Linked DNA regions of Mus musculus: all the other regions are linked to region 2. A link is a loop called in an ENCODE intact Hi-C map of the cell type or tissue named here. Cell type or tissue: heart. All regions are shown on one strand. Region 1 has its middle 2.0 kb from the start of Bmp7. Region 2 overlaps Gm36254 (a long non-coding RNA gene). Region 3 overlaps Bmp7 (bone morphogenetic protein 7).

What was found. A loop is a pair of places that touch in the nucleus more often than their neighbours do. Peaks named below come from ENCODE experiments on the same cell type or tissue, not always from the same donor. Only the 100,000 strongest peaks of a DNase experiment are listed, where the experiment ranks them.
Region 1: a loop joins it to region 2, with 2.6 times the contacts of the local background. A loop is called at or near these places in 5 of 42 quality-filtered maps.
Region 3: a loop joins it to region 2, with 1.9 times the contacts of the local background. A loop is called at or near these places in 5 of 42 quality-filtered maps.

Annotation. Positions count from the first base shown.
Region 1 is chr2:172,941,115-172,943,614 of GRCm38, reverse strand. No RefSeq gene overlaps it. Among named protein-coding and RNA genes, the nearest start is that of Bmp7, 2.0 kb to the right of the region's middle. In heart, no CTCF peak of the experiment used is centred here; no DNase peak of the experiment used is centred here; H3K4me3 peaks cover 326 bases; H3K27ac peaks cover 462 bases; H3K27me3 peaks cover 2,410 bases.
Region 2 is chr2:172,853,078-172,855,577 of GRCm38, reverse strand. It overlaps Gm36254 (a long non-coding RNA gene), which reads left to right. Exons shown (of 4, transcript XR_375354.4): 2 at 527-967. Among named protein-coding and RNA genes, the nearest start is that of 1700055K11Rik, 6.0 kb to the left of the region's middle. In heart, no CTCF peak of the experiment used is centred here; a DNase peak (open chromatin) is centred at 1,267; H3K27ac peaks cover 1,624 bases; H3K27me3 peaks cover 416 bases.
Region 3 is chr2:172,936,230-172,938,729 of GRCm38, reverse strand. All of the region lies in intron 1 of Bmp7 (bone morphogenetic protein 7), which reads left to right. Gm40010 (a long non-coding RNA gene) reads left to right here. Exons shown (of 3, transcript XR_867069.2): 1 at 1-2,500. Among named protein-coding and RNA genes, the nearest start is that of Gm40010, 2.2 kb to the left of the region's middle. In heart, no CTCF peak of the experiment used is centred here; no DNase peak of the experiment used is centred here; H3K4me3 peaks cover 2,500 bases; H3K27ac peaks cover 2,500 bases; H3K27me3 peaks cover 1,257 bases.

The DNA of each region.
Region 1 (2,500 bases), 88 kb before region 2:
TTCTTGGTGGGTTTTCCTCTTGGTGGGTTTTCTGTTAACCAGATAGCAACTAACATTTACCAAGGATGTTCTCTGTACCCCATGCACCTGGCAGGTCCCTTTCCATGGGGGTGAGGGTGGGGGGACGACACGCAGATCCTCAAGCAATCTTGGGAGGATCCCAGTCTCCCATTTGATTGATGGGAAAACTAAGGCAGGAGCCAGCCATTTTTACTCTCACACTGTGCACAGCTGGAAGAACCAAGACCCAGGCTGCCACTTCCTCCCCACAAGGTTGTCCCCAGACATCCTCAAAGCCTTCTCTGGGGCGACCTGGATGCTCCAGGGGCGTCTGTCCTGCGTGTTTGTTCTGTCACTTAGGAAACAGCTGGGTGAGGTCTTGGGGACACCTTTGGGAAAGGAAGTGCAGAAGCACCCTCCCTCCCCCAGGGTTTGACTGAGAGATAATGGGGTGGAAGGAGTTCGGAGGGGATCTTATCTCTGGGGTCTTAGGAATGAGAAAAGGTGGCCTCTGGGAGGTAGGGACCTGGGAGAGGGGCCTGGGGAGAAAGGGGTGGCCTCTCATGGTCCACCTCCCCCCCATTGGCCTTTTAGGTTAGGTCTGAGTGATTACCATTTACCCAATAGACACTTGATGAGGAGATAACTGCTCTGTGTGTGTGTGTGTGTGTGTGTGTGTGTGCACTCACGCCGCGAGTGTACGTGTGCTTCTGTGGTGGGAAGAAGGTCCCCACGGAGAGCCTCTTTCTGGCAGGCCTTCATCTGGTAGAGGAGCCCAGAGGAACCCCTGACAAATGAGTGTTTCCCATATGCAAACTGACCTGCTCTTCCCTTTCGAAGCCCCCCACTTGCTCCCTGTTGGCTAGGGAGATGCTCCCAAAGATGGAGGGTGGATTTGAACTAAGGCTTCTGTGGGCAGTACACCTTAGCCTGATGTCAGCCTAGACTTTAGGAGGAAGTGCCTGTAGAGGCTTTAGCAGAGGCCTCTCTCGGGCAGGGCTGGGGCTGGCTTAGCTCTTGACACTGCTCTGTGGACAAATGCGGTTTGGCTGGGCTCTTCTTGATAGTTTTTTTTTTTTTTCCAGGAAAAGCTTTCCTTCTGAAGCTGTCTGTCCCACCTGTCATTTCATCTGTGTGGCCCAGTCTCTCTGTGGAGACTCAGTGGCCCACGGCTTTGTTTCATGGACAGAGGACAAGGTGGTTCTCCTGTCATGGCTGCCGTCCATGCATAGGTCACACATCCCTCCTCTACCCAAGGCTAGCCAGGTGCCCTATCTCTCCCTTCTTCGGTGCCTCCTCCGACTGGGCTCTGACGCTTCTCAGAGAGAAGCAAAGGGAAAGACTGCTTGCTACCCTTCTGTTCCGGACCTTACTGAAGGTCCTTAGTGTTTCCAGGGGCCCAAGAACCAGGTAGCCGTGGAGGTTGCCATGCTTGCCTGCCCACTCACCCAACGTTCTCCTGCCTGGCCTGTGTGTGGCACCCATGCAGGCCACAGAAGGCCACACACAGCCTTCAGGATGAGGGCAGGGCCCCTTTGTTTATTCAATATCAAGAACTGTAACATGGTCACCGGAGGTCATGTCTCCAGCTCGCAGCCTGCTTGGCCTCAGATCACCCACCACAGCAGGTCCAGGGAGGGGCCTCTCAGGTCTGCACTGGCCAGGGACTCAGTACTGGTGGCATCCAAGGCCTGGGCTAAGACCTGCATGTCTCTTTTAGCCCCTCAGACAGTCACATCACCTAAAATTCCTACCAAGGAGCCCTGAGAGACCTAGGTAGTTATCTCTGTTCCAGGAAGCCTGAAAGACCAGGCTTCCCATCTCACCCTAGGACTTCAAGAGGGACCCCCTACTCAAGGCCCTTCCCCAGCCCCTACTTGCCATTTTACCACCCCTGAAACGCTTGGCTTGTCGCCCACCTTCAGCAAAGCAGGAAGCCTGGCTCACCATCCCCACTCACTCACTGCCATTCTGGGTGAAGGCTGCTTTGCTCCCATTTTTCAGATTAGGAAACGGAGGCTCCAAAGAGCAGCAATCCACTGAGAGACCCAGTATCTGTCTGGGACGTTTCCTCCTGGGAGGAGAGGGAGGCTAGTCCTTTGAGACAGGAAAATGCAGTCGGGAGCTCTTCTGAACTTGGGTACCAACTGCCTACTCCTCAGGCCCTACCTGGGGCTAGGGGTGGGGTTGTTAGACAGTGAGGTACCAAAGGACTCATGTCAGGACCCCGCCCCCCCAAGAGAGGAGGGGGGTGGGAACATTCTCTAGTCCCAGATTTCACTTATGTACTCTGTAGAGCTGCAGCATCTGGGGTTTGAAGGCTTTGGGTTAAAAGATACTTGGGAAGGAAAAGCCGAGAAGTACCTGGGCCCGGATCCCTTGGGTGCTGGACTTGAGGGGAGGTGTGTGTGTGTGTGTGTGTGTGTGCGCGTGTGTGTGTGTGTGTGTGTGTGTATGTGTGTGTGTGTTGGGGGAGTGAAGTGTAGAAAGAACTTTATCT
Region 2 (2,500 bases):
GGTGGCCAGGAACCTACTCTGACCCCATTTTCTCTAATGTGGAGAGTCTTGAAGAGTTGAGCTTCTTGCTGATAGGGGAGGCATTATAACCCAGTCACCATGCCCCAGTGTCCTCTATACTCTCATCATGTGGGGGAGTCTGACAGTTAGGGACAGTCACACAGAAGACTGACAGAGCCCTGGCTCTCAGTAATGTTTGAGAGTATTAAAAGCCACCACCATGTGGGTAGATGAATGAACTGGTTAAAAAAGAATTTTTTTAAGCAAATAAACCAAGTGTGGCGACATGCACCTGTCATCTGTCTCAGCATTTGGCAGGTGGAGTCAGGAGGGTCAGGAGTTCAAAGCCACCCTCAGATACACAGTGAGTTTCAGTCCAGCCTGGGCTACGTGAGACCTTGTCACAAATAAACAGAACAAAAATTCTTGGGGGAGGAAGTGTGGAAGAGCAGTGTGCTCAGTGAGCCCTGACTCTCACGCATCCAGACTCTCCAGCCGATCCAGTACTGCGTATTAACTTCCCCAGGTTTATTCTCAAAAACCGAAGAGGCAGCTGGGCTGAATGAAGAGCACCGCTGAAGGCAGAGCCTGATGCACCATGGGAGCTTGGGGCCTTTTGCTGAGAAGCCATTGAGAATGTTGAGACCTCACTAGGACCTTTAAGCTGCAGCCCGGCATCTGGAAGACAGAGGCAGGAGGATGAGAAGTTCAAGGCATCGTCAGCTGCAGTGCATGTTCAAAGCCATTCAGGGCCACACGAGATCCTAAGTAGAAGAATTTTATGCAGTGCTTGGAGTTCCGTGAGGGTAAAGACTGCACCCACAGGCTGCCCCTGGATCCAACCAATTCTATCTCAAATAGCTGGCATCTGTCACGCAGTGGCAATGTATAGGGTTATGCCAGACTCTGAACAACCCATCCTGATGGTTACCTCTAAGAATGTCTGACTCTTGTCTGCCTGCCCCAGGTAAGACATGGGTATGACATTCATGGTGCTGGTTGTCCAGAGCCAGTCTGAGTGTGGGATGGACTGGTGGCAGCAGCAGCAGAGGGACCGTGCTGTTTGTGCTAGGCAAGTCATCTGTGGGGCTCAGCTGGCTGCAGAAGGTGGCACAGGATTGTGGGATGTGTTGTGGGGAGGGGAGTAAGGAAGTGAGTCAGGGAGGGAACAAATACACCGCAGGCATGTTTGGGGGCAGGCCCTGGCTCTGGGGAGTCCAAGGACAATGCAGAAGGGGAGAACAGAGGCTAGCAGGCCTGCAGCCAGCATCCAGATAGACTACCTGGACCATTGCCCTGTGCTACCAGCTGACCTATTTCCTCTTGCCAACACCTTTGTGTGTGTGTGTGTGTGTGTGTGTGTGTGTGTGTGTGTGTGTGTGTGTGTATGTCTGCCTGTCTTTATCTGTCTCTGTGTGTCTGTGTGTATGTGTCTCTGTGTCTATGTGTCTGTGTGTCTGTGTATGTGTGTATATGTCTCTATGTCTGTGTGTGTCTGTGTGTCTCTGTGTATGTGTGGGTGTATAGATCAAAGCTCCCATCAGGTGTATTCCACCTCTCTCTCTCTCTCTCTCTCTCTCTCTCTCTCTCTCAGATAGTGTCTCATGTAGCCCAGGCTTCTATGTCTATGTAGCTAAGGATGGCCTTGAACTTCTGATCCTCTAGCCTCTACCTCCCGAGTGCTGGGGTGACAGCGATCACTACCGTGCTCGCCGTGTTTAACTTACACAGAGCCGAGGACCAAACCCAGGGGTCCCTGCACACTAGGCAAACGTTGCACCGCTTGAGCTGCATCCCTCCCCCTCTTCCTCCTCCTCTTCCTCCTCCTCATTATCATTTGTTTTATGTGCATGGGTGTGTTCGCCTGTTGTGTGTCTGTGTGCAGGCAGAGCTCACAGAGGCCAGAGGAGGCACTGGATCTCCTGGAACCGGAGTGAGGTCAGTTGAGATCCTCCGTGGTCCAGACCCTCCGTGGTCCAGACCCTCCGTGTGCATGCTGGCACTGAACCCAGACACTCTGGATGAGCACCCAGAGCTCTGCCTCCGAGCTTCCTCTCTGTTCTCCCTCCATCTTGTTCTTTGAGGCGGGTTCTGTCACTGAGCCTGGAGCTCACCAGTTGCGAGACCGAGCAGCCACTGAGTTCCACGAGTTCACCCCTCTCTGCTTCTCCAGCACAGGGGTCTCAGGCGACTGCTTCATGCCAGGCTCTCTATGTAGGTTGTGGGAATCAGAGCTCCTACCTACATGCTTGTATTGTAGAAACTTTACGACTAAGCCATCTGCCCAGGCCCCTATCAATCCCATTTTATCGATGGGCAAACTGCGGCCCAGGGTCATAATTGTTTAGTGACTTAGTGGGGCTGCAGCTTGAGCCCAGGCCCTGGTCCAGGGCGTGCTGGAATCTACACAGTGATACTTCATACTGTCTGGCTCACAAGACAGAACCTGGCCCAGCCTCTAAACTTGAAGGCACAGCAGCCTGAGGTGTCCACATTCTCA
Region 3 (2,500 bases), 83 kb before region 2:
GATAGTGCCGTTTCCTGTGTCGCTTTTATTCTGCTTGTGGAAGTTGCTGAGAAAACCCCAGGTCAAGACACCAAACGCACCATGGGCTCCCGCCGTGTCAACTTGGAAATAATGAAGCTTGAAGACCACCCCTCCCTCGCTGGGCACCCGGGGCTCGGAAGGGATCTCCGTGAAGACAGGGTCCCAGTTAATCCTCTCAGCTCTAGATAAAAAGCCCTGGAGCTTCTGGGAGATATTGTCTGGCTCCATTAAAGGTCAAAAATATAAAATAATGACTCAAGGGTCAGGGTGTAAAAGCTGGTGATAGAGCTGCCAAAATAATATAGAGCAAATTCTAATTCTCCTTAGACACTTGTTAAGAAGAGGCCCTGCTTTGGAAAGGCCTCTAGGTCCTGAGGGAAGGAAAGGCCAATCGCAGAGAGATTTTCCTGGGGGTAGGGCTTAGGTTGCTGGCAGATGGAGGGTGCCTTTCACTGTGTCCGTTCTTTTTTTTAATATGTGGATTTATCACCTTAAACTAAAGTAGAGTCCTCAATAGATGCTTAGCAGCATGTGGTCAGCATGGATCTGTGAGGCCATCCCGAAGCCAGGCTTAACAAGGCCCTCTCCCTGCGTGAGGGTCAGAGCTTATGGCCTCTCCTGCTCTCTCCTGTGATCTCCAGCAAGGCAGTGGGTCCTAGCTGACAATTCAGCGCCTTGCCTGGCTCATCAAGCAGCAATAGATAATCCCTGACTTTGGTGCCAGTCTCTGTGTTTCAGGTCTGGCAGTATGGCCCCAGCTGGCCGCCTGCATCCCAAAGGGCCAGGTGGCTTCCAGGGCGGCTCCCAGGGCCCTGCTGGGAACCTGGCGGGGGCGGTTGCTCCCCCCCTGGCCTTGGGTACAAGCTGGGGCATGCTGGGGAGGCCACAGCTGGGTGGCTTCCTCTGGCTGCACACACACCTTTCAGTCCGTTCTTTCTTTCATGTTGAAAGGACAAAGCCTAGCTTGTCTGAGCCTCTCAATCAGCGAGGCTGGCTTTGGGCTTTTGTGGGACCGTCCTGACTTTCTCAGGCCTGGCTCTCTGGATCATCACTCCTAATTAGATAGCAGAGTGGCTTTTAACAGAACCCATGAACTGGGTCTTGTTTTCTTTCTCTCTCTGTCGCTAAACTAGAGGTAATTAGGGGAAGCCCAGGACTGTAGCTGCTAAGAGCTTCCTGTAGGTGCATCTTTAATCTCTGCTGGGCCACAGCACAGGCAGGAACCTCCTACTCCTGCTGGTGTGACTTGGGGGATGGCAGCTGGGCTGGAGAAGCGGGTAGTGACTGGAAACTTATTCCCACACTGAGTCTGCTGAGAAAGCATGGTCAGATCAGAAATAGACAAGATTTTTAGAATGCCAAGTTCACTCTTACCCTTTGCTCCCGAATGAGAAAAAACGTTCCTGTCAAACTGCCCCATTGTCACCCTAAGAGCATTTGGTGTTGGTGGCAGAGACAGACTGCGGCACACCTCCGCCACCGGTCCCCCTCAGTTTTGCCTGCCTGGGGACTCCTGCTTCAACCCTGAGGGCTTTTGCAGACCTTTATTGTCCTGTCTGCAGCCAAACTGGTTTTTGTTCTTATAAGTTGTTCTCCCTGGAATTTGAGCAGTTTGCCAGGCCTAGTGGGATCTACACTAGAGGGAAATTTACAACAAAACCAGGTGCTACGTGTGAAGACTTGACTGTCCCAGATGACAAGACCAGCCTGAACCATAAAGTCCCTGGGAAAGCCAGAGACTTGCGGCTTGCGTGGGACACCCATCCTCCTGGCTCTGGCCCCAAAGTTCAATGGCAAGATCTGTAAACTGGTTTGGATTAACAAGCCCCCTACTCCTCTGGGTAGACTTCATTTTGGAATTCAAAACAGGCCACACTCTCTCAAACAGTCCCCAGGCAAAGTTGATCCTGCAGAGACCGAGTCTCGCCATTAACCCCAGCTACTCTTTTTTTTTGGGGGCGGGGGAGAAACCGAACAACCCTGTTCAGAATCTTCTAGAAAGCCAACTGTCTTAGGGAGGGTGTGTGTGACTCCCGTTTATCCCTCAGCCAGGTTAGGAAGGAATGAAATTTGTTTAATCTTCGAAGCTGAGTTAGAAAGAGAACCCTGTCATTATTGTAGCCAGCGCATAAAAGTGGCTTTTGTTAACTTGTTCTGCTAAGCAGAAGTGAGGCCTAGCAGTTTGGTTTTTCGCTTTACCCCCATCTGGCTGTCCTTTTTGGAGACAAGTGTTTGGCGTTAAGATCTCTCCTTTAGCCCTCCGAACAGACCCTACCACTGGGGAGTGGTCGGGAAAGGTTCTGTTACAATTTAAACACGGCCTTTGGGGAGTGCGCCACAGAGCGTGGCTGCAGGCGCCTGCAGCTGTAAGCTGGCCCGCCTTAGAATTTGGAAGGGGCTCCTTCACATTCCAGCCTTTTCTGGTTAGCAGAGGAAGGTTAATAGAGATGTCACATGGCTTTTCCCTTTGCCTTCTTTC